Linked DNA regions of Homo sapiens: region 2 is linked to region 1. A link is a loop called in an ENCODE intact Hi-C map of the cell type or tissue named here. Cell type or tissue: MCF 10A. All regions are shown on one strand. Each heading gives the region's core, and the rest is flanking DNA. Links, peaks and the distances in the headings are about the cores only.

What was found. A loop is a pair of places that touch in the nucleus more often than their neighbours do. Peaks named below come from ENCODE experiments on the same cell type or tissue, not always from the same donor. Only the 100,000 strongest peaks of a DNase experiment are listed, where the experiment ranks them.
Region 2: it touches region 1 in a loop (1.9-fold over the local background); 11 of 110 quality-filtered maps call a loop at or near these places.

The regions. Positions count from the first base shown.
Region 1 is chr20:5,062,208-5,070,838 of GRCh38, forward strand. It overlaps a transcript of TMEM230 not described here. Among named protein-coding and RNA genes, the nearest start is that of TMEM230, 47 kb to the right of the region's middle. RefSeq lists an enhancer at 3,670-4,170. In MCF 10A, for the core only: no CTCF peak of the experiment used is centred there; DNase peaks (open chromatin) are centred at 3,944 and 5,914.
Region 2 is chr20:5,004,808-5,013,438 of GRCh38, forward strand. It overlaps a transcript of SLC23A2 not described here. Among named protein-coding and RNA genes, the nearest start is that of SLC23A2, 7.6 kb to the left of the region's middle. RefSeq lists a promoter at 5,221-5,486. In MCF 10A, for the core only: no CTCF peak of the experiment used is centred there; a DNase peak (open chromatin) is centred at 4,184.

The DNA.
Region 1 (8,631 bases), core at 426-8,425:
GTGAAACTCCGTCTCAAAAAAAAGAAAAAAAAAAAGCCATTTATGTGGCTGGGTGTGGAGGCTCACACCTGTAATCCCAGCACACTGGGAGGCAGAGGTGGGAGAATTACTTGAGCCCAGGAGTTCAAGACCAGCCTGGACAACACAGTGAGACTCTGTCTCAATTAAAAAAAAAAAAAAAAGTCAATTTATGCACTAGAAAATACAGAGACCTGGATGCCCATGGTAAAGAAGTAAATTTCTCTTTGTTTAAATCAGTAGTCCTAGGTCGAGCACAGTGGCTCACACCTGTAATCCCAGCACTTTGAAAGGCCAAGGCAGGCCAATTGCTTGAGTTCAGGAGTTTAAGACCAGACTAGGCAACATGGCGAAACCCTGTCTCTACTAAAAACAAAAATACAAAAAATTAGCTGTGTGTGGTGGTGCATGCTTGTAGTCCCAGCTACTCAGGAGGCTGAGGTGAGAGGATCACTTGAGCCCGGGAGTTCAAGGCTGCAGTGAGCCCTGACAGTGCCACTGCATTCCAGCCTGGGAAACAGAGTGAGACCCTGTCATAAATAATAAATAAATAAATAAATAATCAGCAGTCCCTAAACAGAACTGTATATTACCTATTGATATCTACAGAGCTGGTATTCTATGGAATACAATGTGGGAAACACTGGCTTGGGGCTTTGGTTTATAGACTGAGCTATGAAGAAGACAATACTAGCTTTGAAGCACATAAAGAGAAGTATAGTCTCCAGGGACAGAGAGAGGAGATGCTCTGCTCCCTGCATTCTGAGCACCATATTGCCTTCATAAGTTACGAGGGAGGGACATTGAGAGACTCCAGTGTCTTCAGAGATGGACTCCAGGACAGTGAAGCCTCACCACGGCTGTCCTACTGTGAATGTCTAACTTAGAGCAGTTTTTCCTATCCTGTCTCAACGCAGTAACTGGGGAGGAGGAAGGGAGGCTGGTGGATCTGAGTGCTTAAGAAGGCCCCAGAGGACCAAAAGTCTCCAGGGGAGGACTGCATAATCCTCCTCCATCCCCCTCAACAGGAATCACTAAGTAGCTGCTATGAATTTTTTTTTTTTTTTTTTTTTTTTTTTTGAGATGGAGTCTCGCTCTGTCACCCAGGCTGGAGTGCAATGGCGTGATCTCATCTCACTGCAACTTCTGCCTCCCAGTTTCAAGCAATTCTCCTGCCTCAGCCTACTGAGTAGCTGGGATTACAGGGGTGCACCACCGCACCTGGCTAACTTTTGTATTTTTTGGTGGAGATGGGGTTTCACCATATTGGCTGGGCTGGTCTCGAACTTCTGACCTCAAGTGGTCTGCCCACCTCGGCCTCCCAGAGTGCTGGGATTAGAGGTGTGAGCCACCATGGCCGGCCTGCTATGAAATACTTAATGGCACATCCTGTGGAAAAGGAACTAAGCTTTCTTTGAGGGGGATCGGAGAACAGACCTGAGACAGGTGGATTAAAGTTACAGAAAAGTGAAAAGTCATACAAGCTGCATATACATACAGATGTACACATACATGTGTATTCTCTGACCATGATGAAATAGAATTTATAACAAAAATCCAAAAAATTATCCCAAAATTTGTTAACTTGGAAAAATTTCTAAATGATTCTTGGTTCCAAGGGGAAATAAAAACACAAATTACAACCTAGAAATAAAACATAATTAGAGAGCTACATGTCAAAATCTGGAAAATGTGGCCAAAGTGGTACTTAGGAAAATGCATACCCACAGGCTCACAGATAACGAAACAAGAAAGACTGGCTGGGAGTGGTGGTGCGCATCTGTAATCCCAGCACTTTGAGAGGCTGAAAGCAGGTGGATCACCTGAGGTCAGGAGTTCGAGACCAGCCTGGCCAATATGGTGAAACCCTGTCTCTACTAAAAATACAAAAATTAGACAGGTGTGGTAGCGCACACCTGTAGTCCCAGCTACTCGGGAGGCTGAGGCAGGAGAATCACTTGAACCCAGGAGGCGGAGGTTGCAGTGTGCTGAGATTGCACCACTACACTCCAGCCTGGGCAACAGAACAAGACTCCATCTCAAAAACAACAAAAACAAAAACATTATCAGGCCGGGTGCAGTGGCTCACGCCTGTAATCCCAGCACTTTGGGAGGCCGAGGCAGGTGGATCACCTGAGTTCGAGAGTTCAAGACCAGCCTGACCAACATGGAGAAACCCCATCTCTATTAAAAACACAAAATTAGCTGGGTGTGGTGGGGCGTGGGTGTAATCCCAGCTACTTGGGAGGCTAAGGAAGGAGAATCGCTTGAACCCAGGAGGTGGAGGTTGCGGTGAGCCAAGATCACGCCATTGCACTCCAGCCTGGGCAACAAGAGCGAAACTCCGTCTCAAAATAAAAAAAGACTGACATTAAGTAAATTAAATTTTCTACCTAGGAGGCTGACAAGTGAATAGCAAAATAAGTCCAAAGGAAGTATAAGCAAAAATTACTAAAGATGAAAACAAAAATAAATCAAATGAAAACAAAACTCAATAATAAATTTTATCAAACCAAATGCTAATTCAATGAAGGAAAAATAATAAAATGGACATTTTTGAAAAAGGTGATCAAAGAAAAAAAAGAGTTGAAAACAAAGATAGCATTTGTAGTAAGAAAGAAAACCAAAGTACAGATACTTGTACAGATTAAAAAAATACCAGGGGCTAGGCGTGGTGGCTCATGCCTGTAATCCCAGCACTTTGGGAGACCAAGGTGGGAAGATCACTTGAGCTTAGGAGTTTGAGACCAGCCTGGGCCAACAAAGTGAGATCTCATCTCTATTAAAAAAACAAAAACCAAAAAGATATCTTTTTTTTTCCATGAATGAAATGCAAATATCCAATAAGCACATGAAAAGATGAAAAATATAGGAAGGCAGGTTTAGTCTCATTATAAAGACTAACTTCCTCAGCCAGGTGTGGTGGCTCTCACCTGTGATCCCAGCACTTTGGGAGGCCGAGGTGGGAAAGATCACCTGAGCTCGAGTTTGAGAACAGCCTAGGCAACATGGCAAGACCCCATCTCTCAAAAAAAAAAAGATTAACTTCCCAATGCATTGAAATAACCCATGAGTATCATGAACTCTGTCACAAGGAAGGGACACCAGAGGCTCAGATGTTGGCTGAGAGGTGACCAATTGTCAGGAGCAGGGGCACTGGTGATCTTAGGGGATGGGAACAGAGAAATCTCTGTTTCTGTGATTTCCATGATCCATTTCCCTGAGCTGCTTGTTTTCACCAATGGTCCTTGTTGTTATGGGCAGCAAAGTCCCTCTAATGATCTCTTTGAGGCTAGCCAGCAGGGGAGAAGTGGCTGTGAGTGGGGCCTATTTTCCTGGCTTGCAGGAAGCCAGGGGGCCAGAGCAGAGGCCCCCTACTGCCCTTCACTCCTCACTACCACCAGCTTCCCAGGTGTCCTGGACGCATGTGGGATGCCTCTGAGATAACCGGGTTAAGGCCAGGGCCTGTCTAACGCCTGGGCTCTGGAGCAGGACCCGGGTTCTGTGGGAGCTCATATGAAGGACAGGAAGTGACCAGTCCACAGACTGGACCAAAGGTCTGTGACTCACTGGTTGTATGTAGTAGGGATCACGCCCCTGCCATGCCAAACACCAAAACTGTAGGTCAGATTGGAGTTGTACTGGAGTAATACCATGACGAGGAGTGGGCTGCACTGGAGACCCCCGTCCCTGGAATGACCGGGGAAGCAGGGGCTGATGTGAGGAAGGGTGGAGAGGGGCTGCGGTGATGGCGAAGGAGGCCACAAGTTCCCGGTTTTGGCATGCTGCTCAGGCCTTCGCCTCCCCATGCTGGCTGTATTCTACCCGCACACCCATATTGGCCCAGACTGGGAAACCTCACAGCTTTGCTAAGTCATGGTCAGGTTAGTCAAGGCCAGTAAACCACGTGGGTGATGCATCATTGCCACCCTGGCACGCCTCCTTCCAGACCAGGCTGGGACTGGCTCTCCACATCCCAGGGCCTGGCCTTGGGCTTCTCTGCCAGCTGGTCAGGGTGAGTCACTCTTCTTTGGAGGATGCTGCCTTCCTCTAATGTTGGACATGAAGGGCTTTTTTGTCCTCCTAGAGTTCTGGAGCATCCCAGAAAAGGCAAAACTAGGGAGCAGAGGAAAGAGAACATTTTTTAAAAAACAAAAATGTTGCCTGGGCGCGGTGGCTCACGCCTGTAATCCCAGCACTTTGGGAGGCTGAGGTGTGAGGATCATCTGAAGTCAGGAGTTTGAGACCAGCCTGGCCAACATGGTGAAACCCCGTTTCTACTAAAAGTACAAAAAAATTAGCTGGGTGTGGTGGCGTATGCCTGTAGTCCCAGCTACTTGGGAGGCTGAAGCAGGAGAATAGCTTGAACCCGGGGGGCAGAGGTTGCAGTGAGATTGTGCCACTGCACTCCAGCCTGGGCGATAGAGCGAGAGAGACTCTGTCTCAAAAAAAAAAAAAAAAAAATCAAAACCCCAAACATACCCAAGGACCCTCCTCCTGGTTATTCACACCTGTGATTAACGAGGTCACACCTTGACTGTCCCTTGGGTCAGACAGAACTTCGCTGACCCGGGTTCATGCTCATCATCCCTCACAGGCAGGAGGGTGTTCATCCCCTCACTCACCTGTTTCCAGTCTCTGGCCCCCACCCCTGGGGTCCTCAGCTGCCAATCCACATACATCCAAGCCCCTGTTTAAGCTTTTAATTGCTCCCACTGACTTCAAAATGAAGCAATATTCCACCGTCTTAGCTTGGGTTTACGTAAAAGTAGATTTCAGGTATGGATAGTTTCTTTGGAAAGGACTCCAAGTAGTGGAGAAGTGAGAAACGGCGCAGGGCGGAAAGCCAAGGAAAGGTGCATTGAAGTGCAGATGATCACTGCGGGCACCAGGCTCAGTCCTGCAGGGATCCTCTGCAGAGCTGGGTAAAAGATGCTTCAGAATTATCCGGTGAGGGGGGAAAACAGGTGGGCAGTTACTCACTGATTCCTGGCACTCATTGGTTGAGGGTTGTCCTCAGGAAAATAAAGCCCCAGTATGTCCAGGCTACTCTACACAGGCTGAGCAAGTCTCAGTGGTGCTGGAGAAACCCGTGTGGTTTCTGCAGTGGGAACATGTCAGGTGTCCTGGAACTGCCCACCACGCTGCAGATGAATATGCCACAATGTCAACAGTGTTTAGGCTCATATATATATATATATATATATATATATATATATATATATATATATATATTTTAAGACAGTCTTGCTCTGTCACCCAGGCTGGAGTGCAATGGTGCCATCTTGGCTCACCACAACCTCCACCTCCTGGGTTCAAGCGATTCTCCTGCCTCAGCCTCCCGAGTAGCTGGGACTACAAGTGCGTGCCACCACACCCGGCTAATTTTTGTATTTTTAGTAGAGGCAGGGTTTCACTATGTTGGCCAGGCTGGTCTCGAACTCCCGACCTCATGATCCACCTACCTCAACCTCCCAAAGTTCTGGGATTAAGGCATGAGCCACCACACCCGGCCTCCCCACCCAGCCCCCCTCTGCTTTTTTTTTTTTTTTAAGACAGAGTCTCACTCTGTTGCCCAGGCTGAAGTACAGTGGCACAGTCATGACTCACTACAACCTCCGCCTCCTGTGCTCAAGTGATCCTCCCACCTCAGCCTCCAGAGTAGCTGGGAGTACAGGCATGCACCACCAGACCTGGCTATTTTTAAAATTTTTTTGTAGAGACAAGAGATGGAGTCTCACCGTTATCCAGGCTGGTCTCAAATTCCTGGGCTCAAGCAATCTGCCCACCTTAGCCTCCCAAAGTGCTGGGATTACAGGTGTGAGTCACTGCGCTCAGCCTCAGGCTCCTCTTTCTTGCTTCACCATCCATTATCAAGGTCGTTCTCTTCAAGTTTGCAAGGCACACTGCAGTTCCACATCCAGGTCCCAGGCAGGTGGAAAGGTAAAAGAATGTCTTGCAGCTGATATTGCAGCTGTTCCCGTTTTAAGGCGTTTTCTCCAACAACTTCCACCTGTGTTCCATTGGTCAGAACCTAGCCACATGACCATACCTAGTTAGAAGGCATGCTGGAAAACGTAGCTTTTCTATTAATGGCTGTGCGTATTAGTCTGTTCTCACACTGCTATGAAGAAATATCCGAGATTAGGTAATTTATAAAGAAAAGAAGTTTAATTGACTCACAGTTCTGCATTGCCAGGGAGGCCTCAGGAAACTTACAATCATGGTGGAAGGCAAAGGAGAAGCAGGCACCTTCTTCACAGCGCACCAGGACAGAGTGAGTGCAAGCAGGGGAAATGCCAGATGCTTATAAAACCATCAGATCTCATGAGAGTCACTCACTATCACAAGAACAGCTTGGGGGAAACCACCCCATGATCCAATTACCTCCACCTAGTACCTCCTTTGATACATGGGAATTACAGGGATTACAATTCAAAGTGAGATTCGGGTGGGGACACAGAGCCAAATCATATCACCATGTTAGGCCAAGATTATCCAGCGGTTTTATTACTCATCCAGCTAAGGTTCAGTGGTTCTATTACTAAAGAAAAAGGGGAGAATGGATGTAGTACTGGGCATCCAGCCATCTGTACCACCCTGCAGTCCCTTTGTGAGAATATGAGCATCCCAGTCTCTTCAGCATCGCTCTCAGTACCAAGGATGGTATGAAGGGGACAGGAATCCTCCTACCCTCAGGAACAGAGGTGGGGCCATGGGGAGTGGTCTGCGCCATTCTCACCATTCACAAGAGGAGTTGCATAGGGGGTAGAGGGCAGCTGGAATTCCTTTGGCCTGCTCCTCTAGGCATATGGAACATTCCCTCCACATATCCTGCTCTTAGTAGGAGAAGCTCTCTGCTGCATTTTACAATCAGTCATTTTCATGCTGACGTACTTATTCCTAGGACATTTTCAGTTTAGCCCTTTTAAGATGCTTATCTCAAATTAGAGGCACCAACCTCAGTCAGGTGATGACACCTGTGTTCCTCTTCCTTCTGGAAGCCTTGAGCTGAGTCCTCCTTCGGGACTCCTCCCACTGATGCCTCCCATCATGTACCCACGGGATGCTGGTAGATGTTTGTGGTCAGCTTTCTTTTGTTCCCGTGAGGTGGATTCGAGACTCTGAGAAAGAAACACCCCTTCTCAATTCCACCACAAGTTCTGCCTCTTCAACCCTCAAAAAATCCTAATTGTCAAGAAATCACATCTTATGCATTTTGGTGCTCCACAACACTTCCTGAAGGCCTGTGTGAGGCAGGAGCTCAAGATCTACTTGTTCACTGCATGGTTGTTTGTGATCTGTCACTCAGTGAGTGACCAAGGGAAACTACCTCTGAAGAGAGCAGACACCGACATTTCCTTCCCTCCCCGTAGATGAATGCTGCAATGCATTTCAAGGGGTAGAGTCTAAGTCCCTTTCCTTTCCTTTCCTCTCCCCTTTCCTTTCTTTCCTCTCCCCTTCCCTTCCCTTCCCTTTCCTTTTCCTTTCCTTTTTCCTTTGTGAGACAGTCTCCCTCTGTTACCTAGGCTGGAGTGCAGTGGCACCATCTCGGCTCACTGCAACCTCCGCCTCCAGGGTTCAAGTGATTCTTGTGCCTCAGCCACCCAGGTGGCTGGGATTACATGCATGCACCACCACATCTGGCTAATGTTTGTATTTTTAGGAGAGACGGGGTTTCACCATGTTGGCCAGACTGGTCTTGAACTCCTGGCCTCAAGTGATCTGCCTGCCTCGACCTCCCAAAGTGCTGGGATTACAGGTGTGAGCCACTGCGCCCAGCAAATTCCCTTTTCTTTGAATTGGGGCTGACCTTAGTGACTTAAGAGTGGAAGGGACATCTTGTGTCTTCCCGGGCATGGAGTTAAGAAGCCTTACGGGTCTCATCTAGCTCTCTTGGAACTTTGCTCTCGAGACACTCCTTCTCAGACCCCAGCCCCCATGCTAAGTGGACTCCTGAGCCACCTGGAAAGGCCGTGCATCAACTCTCCAGTTGATTGTCCCAGCTGAGTTCTCAGCAGACAATTAGCATCACCTACCGGCCACATAAATGAGCCATCTTGTATTTGCATCCAGTTGAGTCTTGCGCTAACTGTAGCACTAACCAATATCTAACAACAATCACCTAAGAGATCCCACATGAAAACTGCTGAGCTGAGCCCAGTGAACTCGCAGAACCATAAGACACAAAAATCAATTGTCCAGTGATGAAGTGTTGGGGCCATTTGTAATGCAGAAATAGATAACCGGAAGAGTGACTAAGCCAGGAAGAGAACCTGGAAGAAGTTGTCTTGATCACCGAGGAGTCTTACTGGTGAGAAAGCACTGCCCAGCTGACCTACTCTGCCATATTCCTGATCCAGATGCGCAAAGGGCTGTGGTAGGTGACAGGTGGCCTCCTTTCACCACAATGGTTCCACTAATTCAAGTGTAAGTGAAAGCAGTATTTAATTATTGAGAGGGTGAAGACCTAACAAATATTTGCATAAAAGAATTTTTGTTTACCCTTTGCAAATAACCTGGCAGATTTTGCTTGTTGGTTGGTTCTTTATTTTGCTTTTGAGACAAGATCTCACTGTTGCTCAGGCTGGAGTACAGCGGTGCGATTAAGGC
Region 2 (8,631 bases), core at 443-8,442, 57 kb before region 1:
TGACCAACATGGAGAAACCCTGTCTCTACTAAAAATACAAAATTAGCCGAGCATGGTGGCGCATGCCTGTAATCCCAGCTACTCAGGAGGCTGAGGCAGGAGAAGCGCTTGAACCCAGGAGGTGGAGGTTGCGGTGAGCCGAGATTGTGCCATTGCACTCCAGCCTGGGCAACAAGAATGAACTCCGTCTCAAAAATAAATAAATAAATAAATAAATAAATAAATAAATAAAAATTTAATAGCTAAATAAAGAAAGAATAAACCTTTCCCAGTGTAGCATTCAAGGCCCTTAATCTCTAGTCTCGGCTTCTTTTTCTTCTTTTTTTTTTGGAGATTTTACTGCTGACAAACTGGCTTTGGTATCAGCAGATAGCTCTGACTTCTGTCTTTCAACGTCTTACAAGGATTAAATGTATATAAAGTGCTTATTCAGTGCATGAATATGTAGGTGTTCGATATCATTATTTTTACATAATTATTTTTACCATTATCATCAATTAAAAAAATACATCAAATTTTTCCTCTTCAGTTGCTTTTCCTTTTATTTTCCATTCATCTTCCTTTCTATTACAGCTCATACAAACAAGGTTTTTTTTTCCTCCTCCCTTAACTTCTCTAAACTAAATCAGCAGAATATATCAAGAACGTTTCATGACCTGGTTAATTTGATTGAAATTTCAGTCATTTCCAGGCTGTGTTATTTTTGAGAGGTAATTGTAGCTTGGGGCTATTCCATCTTCATACAGTACTTTTCAATGTTATTTTCAACATCTCTCTGGAGTCTAGACCTGGGGCAAACGTTTTCTGGAAAGAGCTAGATAATAAATGTTTTAGGTTTTGTGGGCCAAGAGGTAAAATTGATGACATTATATAGGTACAGTACTTATATAATGATAGGGGCCAGGCGCCGTGGCTCACGCTTGTAATCCCAGCACTTTGGGAGGCCGAGATGGGTGGATCACTTGAGGTCAGGAGTTCGAGACCAGCCTGACCAACATGGTGAACCCCGTCTCTACTAAAAATACAAAATTAGCCGGGCATGGTGGCGCATGCCTGTAGTCCCAGCTACTTGGGAGGCTGAGGCAGGAGAATCACTTGAACCTGGGAGGTGGAGGTTGCAGTGAGCTGAGATCGCACCATTGTACTCCAGCCTGGGCAACAAGAGCGAAACTCCGTCTCAAAAAAAAAAGGTGACAGTACTTATATAATGATAGAAAACAAATTTCCACAGATTTCTTATTGATGAAATTCAAAATATAATAATGATTGAGCATAATATATTTTTTTGTTTGTTTTGTTTTGTTTTTTGAGATGGAGTCTCACTCTGTCGCCCAGGCTGGAGTGCAGTGGTGGGATGTTGGCTCACTGCAATCTCCTCCCTCTGAGTTCAAGCGGTTCTCCTGCCTCAGCCTCCCGAGTAGCTGGGATTACAGGCGCCTGCCACCGCACCCAGCTAATTTTTTGTATTTTTAGTAGAGACAGGGTTTCACCATCTTGGCCAGGCTGGTATTGAACTCCTGACCTCTTGATCCATCTGCCTCCGCCTCCCAAAGTGCTAGGAATTACAGGCGTGAGCCACCGTGCCCAGTCATATTGAGCATAATATTTTTATAATACAGGTCTACTAATGAAAATAATAGAATTTGGGGGGTGGGGAAAATAAGATTTTGCTTACTTGGGGTTCAAAGTTAGTCTTTCCTATCATCAAATTGATGGCAAATGTTCATCTGTAAAAGCCATTTTATTTATTTATTTATTTATTTATTTATTTATTTTGAGACGGAGTCTTGCTCTGTTGGCCAGGCTGGAGTGCAGTGGTACAATCTTGGCTCAAGCAATTCTCCTGCCTCAGCCTCCCAAATAGCTGGGATTAGAGGTGTTTGCCACCACCCCCCACTAATTTTTGTAATTTTAGTAGAGACAGGGTTTCACCATGTTGGCCAGGCTGGTCTCAAACTCCTGGCCTCAAGTGAACCACCTGCCTTGGCCTCCCAAAGTGCTGGGATTATAGGAGTGAGCCACCACTCCTGGCCTGCACCATCTCTTGATGTCAGCAGAATTCACACTTTCTACATCTGTCTCATACTAAGACATAACAGATCTAGGGCTGCGTGGCAGGACCAAGACCTGCCTGAAATGACGTGTGTGTGTGTGTGTGTGTGTGTGTGTGCGTGCGTGCGTGTTCAATGATGTGCATTGAAGCATTGTTTCAAGTAGCAAAACAAAAACAAAAAACCTGAAAACAACCTAAACATCCATCGATCAGGGAATGGCTGAATGATCTATGAGATAGGCACCGTATAGCATGTATACCACGTAGGCTTCTCCCCACTCCACCGCCAGGCTTGCTTTTATTTTTTTTGAAATATAATTCATGTACCCATAATACTCCCATTTTAAGGTATACATTTTAGAATATATCATTTAAAGTAAACAATTGTGGCCATGCCTGGTGGCTCACACCTATAATCCTAGCACTCTGGGAGGCCGACACAGGTGGACCACTTGAGGTCAGGAGTTGGAGACCAGCTTGGTGAACACAGTGAAACCCTGTCTCTACTAAAACTACAAAAATTAGCCAGGCATGGTGACATACACGTGTAGTCCCGGCTACTTGGGAGGCTGAGGCAGGAAAATCACTTGAACCTGGGAGGCAGAGGTTGCAGTGAGCTGAAATCGCACCACTGCGCACCAACCTGGGCAATAGAGCAAGACTCAGTGTCAAAAACAAACAAACAAAAAAAGTAAACAATTGTAAAGTATACAATTTGGTGGTTTTCAGTATGTTCACAAAGCTGTACAAGTACCACTAATTTTAGAACATTTTTATCACTCCTAAAAGAAACTCCATATCTATTAGCAGTCATTTCCTATTTCTCCTCTTCCCCCAGCCCCGGCAACCACTAATCTTCACTCTCTTTCTATGGATTTGACTATTCTGAACATTTAGTATAAATGGAATTATATGAATTATATACTAATATGTGGTCTTTTGTGACTGGCTTCTTTCACTTCCCATGTTTTCAAGGTTCAACTACATTGTAGTGTGCTTCAATATTTCATTCCTTTTTTCATTGTGATAAAATATATGTATAATAAAATTAACTTTTTTTTTTTTTGAGACAGAGTTTTGCTCTTGTTGCCCAGGCTAGAGTGCAATGGCATGATCTTGGCTAACTACAACCTCTGCCTCCTGGGTTCAGGCGATTCTCCTGCCTCAGCCTCCTGAGTAGCTGGGATTACAGGCATGCGCCACCACACCCGGCTAATTTTTGTATTTTTAGTAGAGATGGGGTTTCACCATGTGGGTCAGGCTGCTCTCGAACTCCTGACCTCAGGTGATCCACCTGCCTTGGCCTCCCAAAGTGCTGGGATTACAGGTGTGAGCCACCACGCCCAGCCAAAATTTACCTTTTTAACCACTTTTAAGTGTACCACTCAGTGGCATTAAGTGCCACTCCAGCCTGGGCAACAGAGTGAGACCTTGTCTCCCCCACAACCCCCTACCCCTTGAAAAAAGAGAGCGTTTAAATGCACACACCCTGAACTCAGAATGTTAGTTCTGGAATCTGTCTGACACAAAAGCACACTGGTGGGCACGGATCTATGCCCAAGGGGCTCAAAGAAGCAGGGTTTGCTTCTGCCTCCTCCACCCCAGTTCACTCTGCAGCTCCGGCAGATCTGAAGCCCAGCTAATGGAAGTAACCTCTTACCCTCGAATGACCCCAAATTCCTTACCTAACCATTCTCCCCTACTCCCAGCAAATAACCTTGCTTCCTGATTTTTGGCAACTGGTCATGAGAAGGGCATTTCCTCATCCCCCACCTCCCCTTATCCACGACCCCACTTTCCCATGAGGGACCTCTCTTCCCTGCCTCGAGTACTGAAGACCCCTCCTTTGGGTGTCCTCCATATTTCAATGCTGACCTCCCTTTCTTTATTTTTTCTTAAGATGGGTATGTTGCCCAGGCTGGTCTCGAACTCCTGGGCTCAAGTGACCCTCCCGCCTCAGCCTCCCAAAGTGCTGGGATTGCAGACATGAGTCACCACGCTCGGCCCTACCACCCTTGTCTTTGGAAAGTTTACATCCTCCCAGTTCCCACAATCATCTCCCCTTCTCAGCTCAGCTTCTCAAAAAAGCCACGTACAGTATTTATTTCCTCCTCCTCACTTCCTTCCTCCCTTTACCCCAGGCAATCTGGGCTGCATTCTTGTATTCCTCTGAAACTGCCCAGGTAAATTAGCCATGCCCTCAAAATTGCACAATCCAGGGAATCTTTTGCATATGCATCTTAATTTTCTGGAGGCATTTGGCACAGCTGTATTCTCTCAGGATAATCTCTCTTCTTTTGACTTTGTGACTGCATTTCCTAGTGGTTCTTCTACTTCTCTGACTGTATTTTTTTCTTTCTTCTCAGATTCTTCTTCCTCCTGCTCCCTTCAAAAAAGGTGTTGGGGATAAGGAGAGTGTGGCTATGTCCATTTCTGTTGTCCCTGCAAAAGCTCCTCAAGGCCATCACATTTCTACTGCCTGGATCTCCTTAATGTCCTCTGGATCATTCTTGCTCAGAAAGTCCCACCTTGGCCTCTCCTGGAACCACCCCGAGTCCCTAGGCTGGTGCAAGTATACTCCCTCCATGCATCACAGCATTTAGAAAGAAATGTATGGAAATAAGTTGTTTTTCTGTTTCTCTCCCTCACTAATTGTCAGTGCATCCAGGGCAGAGGTCTTGGTTTATTTAATTCTGTATGCCAGCTCCTCACGTGGTGCCTACCACACAGTAAGTTCTCAGTTCGGTTACTACTGAAGTACTCAGTTAGTACTCAATGACTTTACTTGTTCCACCAAACCAACAGGGGCTGCCCGCTGATGAGAGGTGAAATGCGAAGGGAAAGAACTCAGGATTAACCCCCAGGGTTCTGGAGAATTGGAAACTGAATTAGTCAAGGTTCTCCAGAGAAACAGAACCAACAGGATATATAGAGGGATATATAAAAGGATATGGGCCAGGCGCGGTGGCTCACGCCTGTAATCCCAGCACTTTGGGAGGCCGAGGCGGGCGGATCATGAGGTCAGGAGATCGAGACCATCCTGGCTAACGTGGTGAAACCCCGTCTCTACTAAAATTACAAAAAATTAGCCGGGCGTGGTTGCAGGCGCCTGTAGTCCCAGCTACTTGGGAGGCTGAGGCAGGAGAATGGACTGAACCCGGGAGGCGGAGCTTGCAGTGAGCCAAGATCACGCCACTGCACTCCAGCCTGGGCGACAGAGTGAGACTCCGTCTCAAAAAAAAAAAAAAAAAAAGAGGATATGAAAGAGGGGATTTATTGCAGGAATTAGCTCACGTGATTCTAAAGGCCAAGAAGTCCCACCGTATGCCGTCTGCAAGCTGGGGAACCTGGAAAGCTGGTGGTGTCCTTCACCCTGAGTCTGAAGATCTGAGTTCCTGGAGCTGTGATGTCCAAGGGCAGGAGAAGATGAATGGCCCTGCTCCAGAAGAGGGTGCAAATGTGCCTTCGCCCTGCCTTTTTGTTCTGTCTGGACCCACAGTGGATTGGATGATGCCTGCTCACGTGGGTGAAAGTGGAACTTTTCTGTCTACTGATTTAAATGCTTATCTCTTCTGCAAACACCGTCCCAGTCAGACCCAGAAATAATGTTTTACCAGCTATCTGGGCATCTCTTAGCCCAGACAGGTTGATACATATAATTAACCATCAGATAAGCCAAGTGGAAAACATAGGTTACAGGCAAAACACAGAAGGCTCCAGTGCCAGGGTATAGAAATGAGACTTTTGGGTTGGGCACTGTGGCGCAGACATGTAATCCAGCACTTTGGAAGGCTGAGGTGGGTGGATGGCTTGAGCCCAGGAGTCTAAGCCCAGCCTGGGCAACATGGTGAAACTCCGTGTCTATATAAAATACAAAATTAGCCGGCCGCGATGGCTTACGCCTATAATCCCAGCACTTAGGGAGGCCAAGGCATGCAGATCACCTGAGGTCAGGAGTTCAAGGCCACCTGGCCAAGATGGTGAAACCCCATCTCTACTAAAAATACAAAATTAGCCATGCGTGGCGGCATGTGCCTCCCAACTACTCGGGAGGTTGAAGCAGGAGAATCACTTGAACCCAGGAGGCGGAGGTCTCAGTGAGCTGAGATTGCACCATTGCACTACAGCCTGGGCAACAAGAGCAAAACTCCATCTCAAAAAGAAAAAAAAAAAATTAGCTAGTCATCGTGGTGCACGCCTGTAGTTCCACCTACTGGGGAGGCTGAGGTGGGAGGATCATTTGAACTCGGGAGGTGGAGGTTGCAGTTAGCCGAGATCGCGTCAGCCTAGCAGGCTGGGAGACAGAACAAGACCTTGTCAAGACAGAAAGAAAGAAAGAAAGAAAGAAAGAAAGAAAGAAAGAAAGAAAGAAAGAAAGAAAGGAAGGAAGGAAGGAAGGAAGGAAGGAAGGAAGGAAGGAAGGAAGGAAGGAAGGAAGGAAGGAAGGAGGAAAGGGAGGGAAGCTTTTTTCAATAAGGGAATTTAACCTAGACCCTCATGGACACACTTAGTCTTTGAGGGGGAAATAAGGAAAAAGGACAAAAATCTATCAGTAGTTATATAAAGTAGAAAAGAGGTTGAATGGGAGGGACAGGTAAAATGAAAAGAAAAAGAAAAGAGTTTCAAACAGGAAGTGGATGACAGCAAATTTGTTTTGTTTTGTTTTGTTTTTAAAGAAAAGAGGCAAACAAAACTGTTGGAATTTGGGATACTGTCACCCTCTGGGGGCATAGTGACTAAGCAAAGGCACAGGGGTCTTCTGAAGAGCTGGCCATGTGTGATGTCTTGCTATGGGTGCTAGGCACACAGGCATATTCACTTTGTGAGATTTCATTAACCTGCACACTTAAGTGTGTTTCTCTGTATGTATACTACAAAAAGTTGTTTTTTGTTTTTTTTTTTGAGATGGAGTTTCCCTCTTGTTGCCCAGGCTGGAGTGCAAAGGCACAGTCTTGGCTCACTGCAACCTCCACCTCCCAGGTTCTAGCGTTTCTCCTGCCTCAGCCTCCCGAGTAGCTGGGATTACAGGCACCCACCACCACGCCTGGCTAATTTTTGTGTTTTTAGTAGAGACGGGGTTTCTCCATGTTGGCCAGGCTGGTCTCAAACGCCTGACCTCAGGTGATCCCCACCTCCCCCCGCCCCGTCTCAGCCTCCCAAAGTGCTGGGATTATAGGTGTGAGCTACCGCGGCTGGGCTTGTTCCCTGTTTCAAACAGCTTGGTCTCTGTCTGAGGTGGGGCCTGGGGCACAAGAAAAGGCTCAGGGTCTTGAATGGGTCCCAGGTGCTGTCTCCAGGAATGTGTGCCTTAGAAAAGAGGGATGTGTCTGTACTGCAGGATGTGAAGGTTTAAGTTTGAATATTTCTTTGATCCTAGAATAAATGAGTTATACACCTCATGCAGCCTTGGCGAGAAAAGGCACAGGGTCCCTGGCCTGCCTCTGCCTTGCTCAGTGACCTTGGGGAAATCATATAACCAAACTACATTTAGGTTTCCTAGTATGTAAACTTAAGACAATTTCGTCTGCCCTATCCACTGCCTAGGTTGGTATGAGGATTAAATGAGGTAATTGATGTGAACGTGCTTCCTGCAGATGTTTTTTTATAGCCCTTTACAAATACCATATAAGAAGCCTAATCTAGCTGTAGAATTGAGCCCACAATTGGTTTTTGAGCCATAATATCAAACACTCAGTCTTTCCCTAGGTGATATTTTTCCATTCTCTGTTTTTGATAAGGTCTCTAGTTTGTAAGGTCACTTGGAATTCGAGTCCTTTGTGCCCAGAGTGTTGGCTGCACCACTAACTCACCTCCTATAAGTTAGTACAGACACTCTTCATTGGTCATGTGCTACCTGGCAGGCACTGAGCTAGACACCACTGACAAAATGATGGATAAGAAACTTACTGGGCAGGACACAGTGGCTCATGCCTGTAATCCCAGCACTTTGGAAGGCTGAGGCGGGTGGTTCACCTGAGGTCGGGAGTTTGAGACCAGCCTGATCAACATGGAGAAACCCCGTCTCTACTAAAAATACAAAATTAGCCAGGCGTGGTGGTGCATGCCTGTAATCCCAGCTACTCGAGAGGCTGAGGCAGGAGAATCGCTTGAACTCCAGAGATGGAGGTTGCAGTGAGCCAAGATCACACCATTGTACTACAGCCTGGGCAACAAGAGCGAAAATCTGTCACAAAAAAAAAACAAACAAATGAACAAAAAGAAACTTACTGGCCAGGCGCAGTGGCTCACTCCTGTAATACCAGCACTTTGGGAGGCTGACGCAGGCGGATCACTTGAGGTCATGAGTTCAAGACCAGTCTGGCCAAAATGGTAAAACCTCGTCTCTACTAAAAATACAAAAATTAGCCAGGCATGGTGGCGTGCGCCTGTAGTCCCAGCTACTTGAGAGGCTGAGGCAGGAGAATTGCTTGAACCCGGGAGGTGGAGGTTGCAGTGAGCCAAGATCATGCCACTGCACTCCAGCCTGGGCAACAGAGCAAGAATCCATCTAAAAAAAAAAAAAAAAGCCAAACTTACTAGGTCTGCCCCCAGTGAACCTGCATGCTGGTAGGTATGGG